2 separate regions of the Homo sapiens genome follow, and region 2 is linked to region 1. Evidence: read pairs that join two places in POLR2A ChIA-PET (ENCODE). Cell type or tissue: MCF 10A. All regions are shown on one strand.

Region 1 (4,000 bases):
TGAACCCAGGAGGGGAAGTTTGCAGTGAGCCGAGATCATGCCATTGCACTCCAGCCTGGGCAACAGCAAGACTCTGTCTAAAATAAATAGATAAAATAAATAAATTAAATAGATCAATAAAACAGTACAACACAGCGTCAGGCACTGTGCCAGCACATTAGAAGGTGCTCCATGAACGCCAGCTTCCTTCCTCTTTCCAGATTTATTTTCAACTGGAAAGCTTCAATGAATGAGTGAATGAGGGAATCACTGCTCCCCTCAGCAGTGAGCTGAGGAGTAGATCCTTGCTGACCGCTGAGCCACAGGCACTGATCAACACCTAGAATGTCGATGGGGACAGTTACCTTGGAGGGGCTGTTGACTGTATCCCCAAGACAGGAGCAGCCAGATGCCCTGTGCCTCCAAAAGGAATGTGTGAGGATGCTCCCAGCCCCACCCCTGAGACTTCCTGCCAAAAAAGTTGAGCCTGAATCCTGCGCATTCGCTTTACGACTGACTTCCAGTTTCAAGGAGGAAGGGGATGGAGGGTCGCATTAAACAACACCTCAAGGCAGCCCAGATCGGGAGGGAGGGTCCCTCTGCAGGACAGAAACCAGCTCGTGCCGCAAGCCAACCGCGAGAAGGGAAGAGGGGGCGCTCTAGGTTACAAGAGAATTAAGAAGCACAACACCCAGATACGTGTGGCCTGTGTTTGGATTCTATTTGAACAAAAGACATGAAAAGAGACTTTATTTTTCAGGCAATGGGGAAGTGTGACTGTGGACAGGGCATTAGATGACATCAAAGACTTCCTGACCACTAAGTGTCATAATAGCATTACAATCATGCAGGAAAATATCCTATGAAGGACGTGGAGATAACATGGGATATGTTTTTCAGGAAGAGCTATGACGGCAGACTAAAAATGTACGGTTATTTGGTGTAAGATATCTGTTTACCAGAGGCCTTCCTATTGGTCTATAGTGTAAGAATATTTTGACAAGCAGTTTTTATTTATAGAAACAAAAATAAAGGTCTTTGCAATCCCAAATACTCAGGAGGCTAAGGCAGGAGGTTTACCTGAGTCCAGGAGTTCAAGGCTGCAGTGAGTTATGATTGTGCCACTGCACTCCAGCCTGGGTGACAGAGTGAGACCCTGTCACACACATACAAAAAAAAGCTATTTGCAAAAATTTTGAAAAGTTAATGGTAAGAATCAATGAGGCCAGGTGAAGTGGCTCATTCATGTCTGTAACCCCAGGACTTTGAAAAACTGAGGAGGGATGATCATTTGAGGTCAGGAGTTCGAGACCACCCTGTCAACATTGTGAAACCCTGTCTCTACTAAAAATATAAAAATTAGCCAGGCATGGTGGCCGCACACCTGTAATCCCAGCTACTCGGGAGGCTGAGGCAGGAGGATTGCTTGAACCCAGGAGGTGGAGGTTGCCGTGAGCTGAGATCACGTCACTGTACTCCAGCCTGGGTGATGGAGTGAGATTCTGTCTAAAAAAAAGAAAAAAAAAAAAAAGCTCAATGGCAGTAATGGTATAGTCAAACTCATCTATTCAATCTATTCATTTATTCATAGCAAAAGCACACAAGCCTGTGGGAAAATAATTTGGCAATAAGCAGCGAGAACCATACAAATACCATGTTCTCTAGCTCAAGACTCTGATTGCTGGGAATTTACCCTGATGAAATAACCCGAAAGAAGGGGAAAACCACTCAGGGCAAGGGTGTGGCTCTGGAGTTACGTGCTTTGCCTTGACGGCACTAGAAAGCAAAGTTCCGAGGACTGTGTTGCAACTTGGAAGCCCGCGCAAGCAGCTGGAAGGGGTGCTGTGATTACAGCCGCGTGAAGGCATGCGCGCTGGGGCCTGGCCAGCGGGGTGCCTGGAGAGGTGAGTGTGGTGGCTGGATCTGGGGGAGAGGCAGGTCCGCTAGGAAGCAGGGGGCAGGGGCAGGGTGTGTTTGCAAGCTGGTACCGTGCTGCCATGGCCACAGGTACAACTTCAGTGCAAATGGATTGTGAGCTGGAGTGACCCCTGAACACCTGGTGGAAACCAGCCGGGCTTACACTGGGCAAAGCTGGGTTGTCAGGGACCCTGGTGAGACCCTGTCTTCCCCCCATTCCTCTCTGCCAGTCTTGGGGCCCTGGGCTCCCACACAGACCGGCTTTCTGCGTGGGATAGGATTATCAGACCCTTTCCTGAAATCGCGGGTGGGAAACAGGTGAGGTCATGAAGGCAGCCTGGGAGGGAGGAAGGGACAGGATGTGGAGGGGAGAGGGAACACAGCAAAGGAGGCTTACTGGTCCAGGTCCTCTGCGTACATCATCTCACTGCCTCAAAATGTTTGGGGAATGAGGCACGGTATAAACTTTCTTCACTTTTCCTTCACTACAGTCTTCTGCAGGTATTATTGTCCCCATTTTACAGACAACGAAGCTGAGGCTCCAAGGGATTGGTAACCTTACAAAGATTTACTAAGTTTTTAGGTGTAAAACTGAGATACTAACCCAGATCTGTGTCTCTGGGGCCAGGCTCTCTGGGGAAATCAGCCCAGGTCATCTCTCTCTCTCTCTCCAGTATCACCTGTGGCTTCTTAGATAGGAAACTGAGGCTGAACACTTACAGGCTTACACAAGTAACTGCACTGCCAGCCTCCTCAATTATTGACCCAGGATCTGATGTCAAGCCCCACCCTCAGGGTGCTGGGCCCTCATGTCCCATTTAAGTGTGGCCCTAAAGGCTGACAGCTTTCCTTTCCCAACAGGTACCTGGTCCATCCCTCCAGGCCCCTTAGAGAGAGGACTCAGAGAAGAGACTGAGGGAGATGGGATGTGCCAGGGTTTCCTGCTAGGAGCCTCATCTTTCTACCCCTTCTCTGTTCCCGAGAACACAGTGGTCATCCCCTCTGGAAGATGAAGTAACAGGGCACCATCTTGGAAGCAAAGAGAGCAGCCCTCGCCAGACTCCAAGTCTGCTGGAGCCTTAATCTTGGACTTCCCAACCTCTAGAGTTGTGAGAAAATAAATTTCTATTTATAATTTACCCAGTCCATGGAGTTGTGTTACAGCAGCACAAGTGGACTAAGACGCTGTCAACACTTGTTAATTTCTGTTGTTATGCCATCGTAGTGGTTGTAAACTGATATCATGTTGTGATTTTGATTTGCATTTCCCTGATGATTAGTGATGTTGAGCATCTATCTGTTCATGTGCTTGTTGGCCCTTTGTGTATCTTCTTTGAATAAATGTCTATTCAAGTTCTTTGTCCATTTTTAAGCTGGGTTGTATGTCTTCATTGTTGTTAGGTTGTAACAGTGCTTTATACGGCCAGGTGCGGTGGCTCACGCTTGTAATCCCAACACTTTGGGAGGCCCAGGCAGGCGGATCACCTGAGGTCAGGAGTTCGAGACCAGCCTGACCAACATGGAGAAACCCCATCTCTACTAAAAATACAAAAAAAATTGGCTGGGTATGCTGGCACACGCCTGTAATCCCAGCTAGTCAGGAGGCTGAGGCAGGGGAAGTGCTTGAACCCGGGAGGCGGAGGTTGTGGTGAGCCAAGATCGCACCATTGCACTCCAGCCTGGGCAACAAGAGCGAAACTCCATTTCAAAAATAATAATAATAATAATAATAATAATGCTTTATATATTCTGGATAGTAGATTTTTTATCAGATACATGATTTGCAATTTCCTTCTCCCATTCTGAGGGCTGTCTTTTCACACTTTCTCTCTCCTCTTTTTAAAAAACAGGGTCTTGTTCTTTCTTCCAGGCTAAAGTGCAATGACATAATCTTAGCTCACTACAGCCTCAGACCCCTGGGCTCAAGTGATACTCCCACTTCAGCCTCCCAAGTAGCTGGGACTATAGGTGTGCACCACCACACCTGACTAATTTATTTATTTATTTATTTTTTGAGAAGGAGTCTCGCTCTGTTGCCCAGGCTGGAGTGCAGTGGCATGATCTCAGCTCACTGCAACCTCCGCCTCCTGGGTTCAAGCGATTC
Region 2 (4,000 bases), 59 kb after region 1:
AAGGCTAGTGATAAGGTGTTACTGGAACAGTGGGAATGACTCGAGATGAGCCTGCAAAGGTGTGTCTGGTCTAGATTTTGAAGGACCAGCCTTGCTAAGCTAAAAGGGAAGTGTATAGCCTTATCTGACAGCAGAAGAGAGAGCCAAAATATTGTTAGCAGAGGAGCAAGGCGATTTGGAGGTCACTTTGGCATCCCTGTGGAGAATAGAGTGGAGGCCCTACAAGTGTATATTTGAGATAGTATGGAGTTAGTGACTTTGAATCTGTTTTCTTCTTTTTTTCTGAGATGAAGGCTCACTTGGAGTGCGGTGGCGCGATCTCGGCCCACTGCAACCTCCGCCTCCTGGGTTCCAGCCATTCTCCTGCTTCAGCCTCCCGAGTAGCTGGGATTACGGGCTCCTGCCACCACGCCGACTAATTTTTTTGTATTTTTAGTAGAGGCAGGGTTTCACCATGTTGGCCAGGCTGGCTTTAAACTCCTGACCTCAAGTGATCTGCCCACCTTGGCCTCCCAAAGTGCTGGGATTACAGGCGTGAGCCACCATGCCTGGCCTGGATCTATTTTTAACTTGGATATGGTGTCTTCTGAGTCTGTGGTCCCTTAAGGGACTTTAGGGCTATGCCCAGTTGCTCTATAATACAGGGTCATTTAAAATCAAAGTGTCAGTATGTTTTGGAAGAAGTTAAAAGCAGTCAAAACAATGAAAGTTATAAAATGTTACTCATGAAAGTTCAGGTGTTGAGAATACTTGTCTTCTGAGTTAGGCTTAGGCAGGCTATAGACCTTAAGCTGGAAAATTCAACCCTATGTCCACTTGAAATCAAAGCCACCAAGCTTAAAAAGTTACCAGTATCCTGATGGTTTGCTAGGATATGGGTTGTAAACATTTTGTGAAATTTTGGGGGGAAGGCAGTTTTCTCTCTAGTAAATTATTGGAATTGGAATAGTGAGACTAGCTTAAGGTCTAAGAAGTTCTCATACAACTGTTAATTTATACAGTCAGTTCTGCTGTAAAGCAACATACAGGTTCCTAAAAATCACTGCTTTGCAGAATCGTGCAGTAGAAATGACTTACAAATGGGGTTGGGGTACAGCACTCTAAAGCTTTATCAGTGACACATTTAAAAAAGGAACCTGGTAAAAATGATAGAACAGTTTTACACGTTGAATGGTTAAGAAATATATAGATACTGTAATAAATGTGGCATTTTCTTTGAAAAAGCCCTGGTTTGCTTGTGGAAAGGGATGTCAGAAAGGTTGCTGCTGGTGAGTTACTGTGAAGTGGTAGAAGAATTACTTATAATCAGATGGAAGGTTGTAACACGAGAAGCAAATAGGTGTGGCTCTTAACCCATAATAAACTGACTTAGCTGGTGGGTGTTTGAAGTGTGTTTCATGTATTTCTACACAGTTCAGTTCGGCTGGGTGCAAGCTTTCTCCCTTCATCTAGTGTTTATGTGACAGAATAGCACATAAATAAACAGGAAATATGGATTGTGCTCAAATTGTTCTCTAATTTGTGTATCAATCACAGTGGAACAAATTCACCTTTTCTTTTCTTTTTTTTTCCCCCCTTTTTCTTTCTTTTGCTTTTCCTTTTCCTTTTCTTTCTTGACAGGGTCTCACTCTGTGTCACCCAGGCTGGAGTGATGATGACTTGCTGCAGCCTTGACCTCCCAGGTTCACCCGAGCCTCCTGAGTACCTGGTATCACAGGTGTGTGCCACCACACCTGGCTGATTTTTCTTATTTTTAGTAGAGATGAGGTCTCTCTACGTTGCCCGGTTTGGTCTCACACTCCTGGGCTCAAGCAGTCCTCCTGCCTCGGCCTCCCAAAGTGCTAGGTTTATAGGTGTGAGCCACTGCACCTGGCCAAATTCACGTTTTCTTTTTCTTTTCTTTTCTTTTTTTTTTTTTTGAGATGGAGTCTCACTCTGTTGCCCAGGCTAGAGTGCAGTGGCGCTATCTAGGCTCACTGCAGGCTCCGCCTCCCGGGTTCACGCCATTCTCCTTCAGCCTCCTGAGTAGCTGGGACTACAGGCACCTGCCATCATGCCTGGCTAATTCAAATGCACGTTTTCAAAACAAGTTTTATAGTTGATTATACTTGTTTAATACTAGTTTTAAATAGTACTATAACTCAGTTTCAAAAATACTTGTTGAACAATCTATGTGTCAGGTAACATGCTACCTTTGTGGGGCTTAGAGTCTTTTGTCCCAAGTAGGTTTATAGTGTTGTGGAGAAGGACAAATGAACCAATAGAGTACTCATCGGGTTATACAGTAATTAAGAAAGCACAAAGCATTTTGGGCATGCTAAGGAAGGAGAAAGTCATTCTGCTTGGAAAACCCAGGGAGTCATCTCAGAGGTCTTTAAGCTGGATTTTAAAGGATGGATAGGGATTTGTTAGGTTGAGTAGGACAGGGAGAAGGAACAGCATATTGGGAACAACATGGGCTGTGGAGCATAAGACACAGGGATGAGAGGGACAGGAAGAGTGGTCAGAAACAGCTTGTGAATAGTTGTAGGGTTTTTCTTAAAGTGTTGAGATTTCCTGTATATGATAGAAATCCAGTGAGAGTTTAGGTGGATATGGGTGAGCAAGTGGTTCATGTAACATACTTTTTCAGGAGGCACATAATGAAAATGTAGAAGCTGGATTAAAGGAGTTAGAGTTCATTTACGTCCTGTGAGAGCTCAAGTACATCAGCATAGGGGATAGAAAAGCACAGGATACCAGAATTAGGGACAGACTAGCCATGAGCTATAAAAATAGGAAAGAGTTGAGTATGATTCAGAACTTGTTTAGCTTAGAGAACTGTTGGTATGATTTAACTTGGGAAACAGAAGAACAGATTTGGACGAGGAAAGTAGAATAGTTTGATTTTTGATCCTGTTAAGTTTGACATACCTCCTGGATACTTAGGTGGATATGTCTAACAGATATCTGGACCAGAGAGCGGTTTGGGGTTTGATAGATTTGGTCATTGTATAGTTGGCATTGGAAGTTAGGGGATTACTCAGGAAGAGTGTGTGAACAAATGTTTTTCACCCTTTTGACAGAGGTAAGATCTCCATTTGAGAATCAGTTAAGAATTATGGACTCTGCTGAAGGGAATGAAAGTATGCATATATGCAAGTGTGAAACTTATGGACCACAAGAGGAGAGGACTAAGGGAACCCTAAGGAACAGCTAATATTTTGTTTTGGACAGCATTGAAATGGTTGAAGAGACAAGGGCAGAACAGGAGAGAGTAACGCTACAGATGCCGAGAGAGGTCATAGTGCCAAGAAAGAAGGAGTTTTCAGTAGTCATCATTGTGCCCAGGTTTAGGGTGGGATGAGATCTGGAAATGGGTTGATAGGATTTGACAGGTGGGGGAATGAATGCAGGGAAAATTTTTATGGGACCAGGGCATATATAAGTCAGATAGTAGATTGGGCGGAGGAGCAAATGGGAGGTTAAGATGAAGAAGGTTATAGACTACTATTTGCAAAAATTTAAACTAGAAGAGAAGGAAAGAAGGGTAATAGTTTAAAGAGGAGACAGGGTCGAGAGAAGGTAGGCACCTGTGTTAGTCACCAGCTTTGTTTCCTTAAGTCCAAAACTTTGGAAATAAATTTATAATGTATATTGCGTGTATGTTTCCAAACGTTCCCCTGATCTATTGGTTGAAATTATTGCATTTTTATTTGGTGATACAAAATTGTTTTGCCTGCGGAATTTTATGTGATTTCAAAAACAATAAAAAAAACTCTTTCTCATTAGCGATAGAGATTATCTGATGTAAAATCATAATATTACAATTTTCAGCCTTCAGTTACTAGAAGAAGAAGATTTGTCCTCATTAGCGGTAGAGATTATCTGATGTAAACTCATAATATTACAATTTTCAGCCTTCAGTTACTAGAAGGATAAGATTTGCTTTCATATGCCATATACTAGGTTTGCACTTATGTTGTGCTCCATTGCCCAAACTTTGGTTAAATATTTGATG

Evidence for each region. Peaks named below come from ENCODE experiments on the same cell type or tissue, not always from the same donor. Only the 100,000 strongest peaks of a DNase experiment are listed, where the experiment ranks them.
Region 2: POLR2A ChIA-PET joins it to region 1 with 5 read pairs; 4 of 35 experiments call an interaction of 5 or more read pairs at or near these places.

What each region holds. Positions count from the first base shown.
Region 1 is chr5:180,439,973-180,443,972 of GRCh38, forward strand. It overlaps LOC124901152 (a long non-coding RNA gene), which reads left to right and starts at 1,787. Exons shown (of 2, transcript XR_007059086.1): 1 at 1,787-1,883; 2 at 2,758-3,268. RefSeq lists an enhancer at 1,416-2,615. In MCF 10A, no CTCF peak of the experiment used is centred here; a DNase peak (open chromatin) is centred at 1,719.
Region 2 is chr5:180,498,537-180,502,536 of GRCh38, forward strand. The region is part of intron 1 of CNOT6 (CCR4-NOT transcription complex subunit 6); the gene reads left to right. Among named protein-coding and RNA genes, the nearest start is that of CNOT6, 6.2 kb to the left of the region's middle. In MCF 10A, no CTCF peak of the experiment used is centred here; no DNase peak of the experiment used is centred here.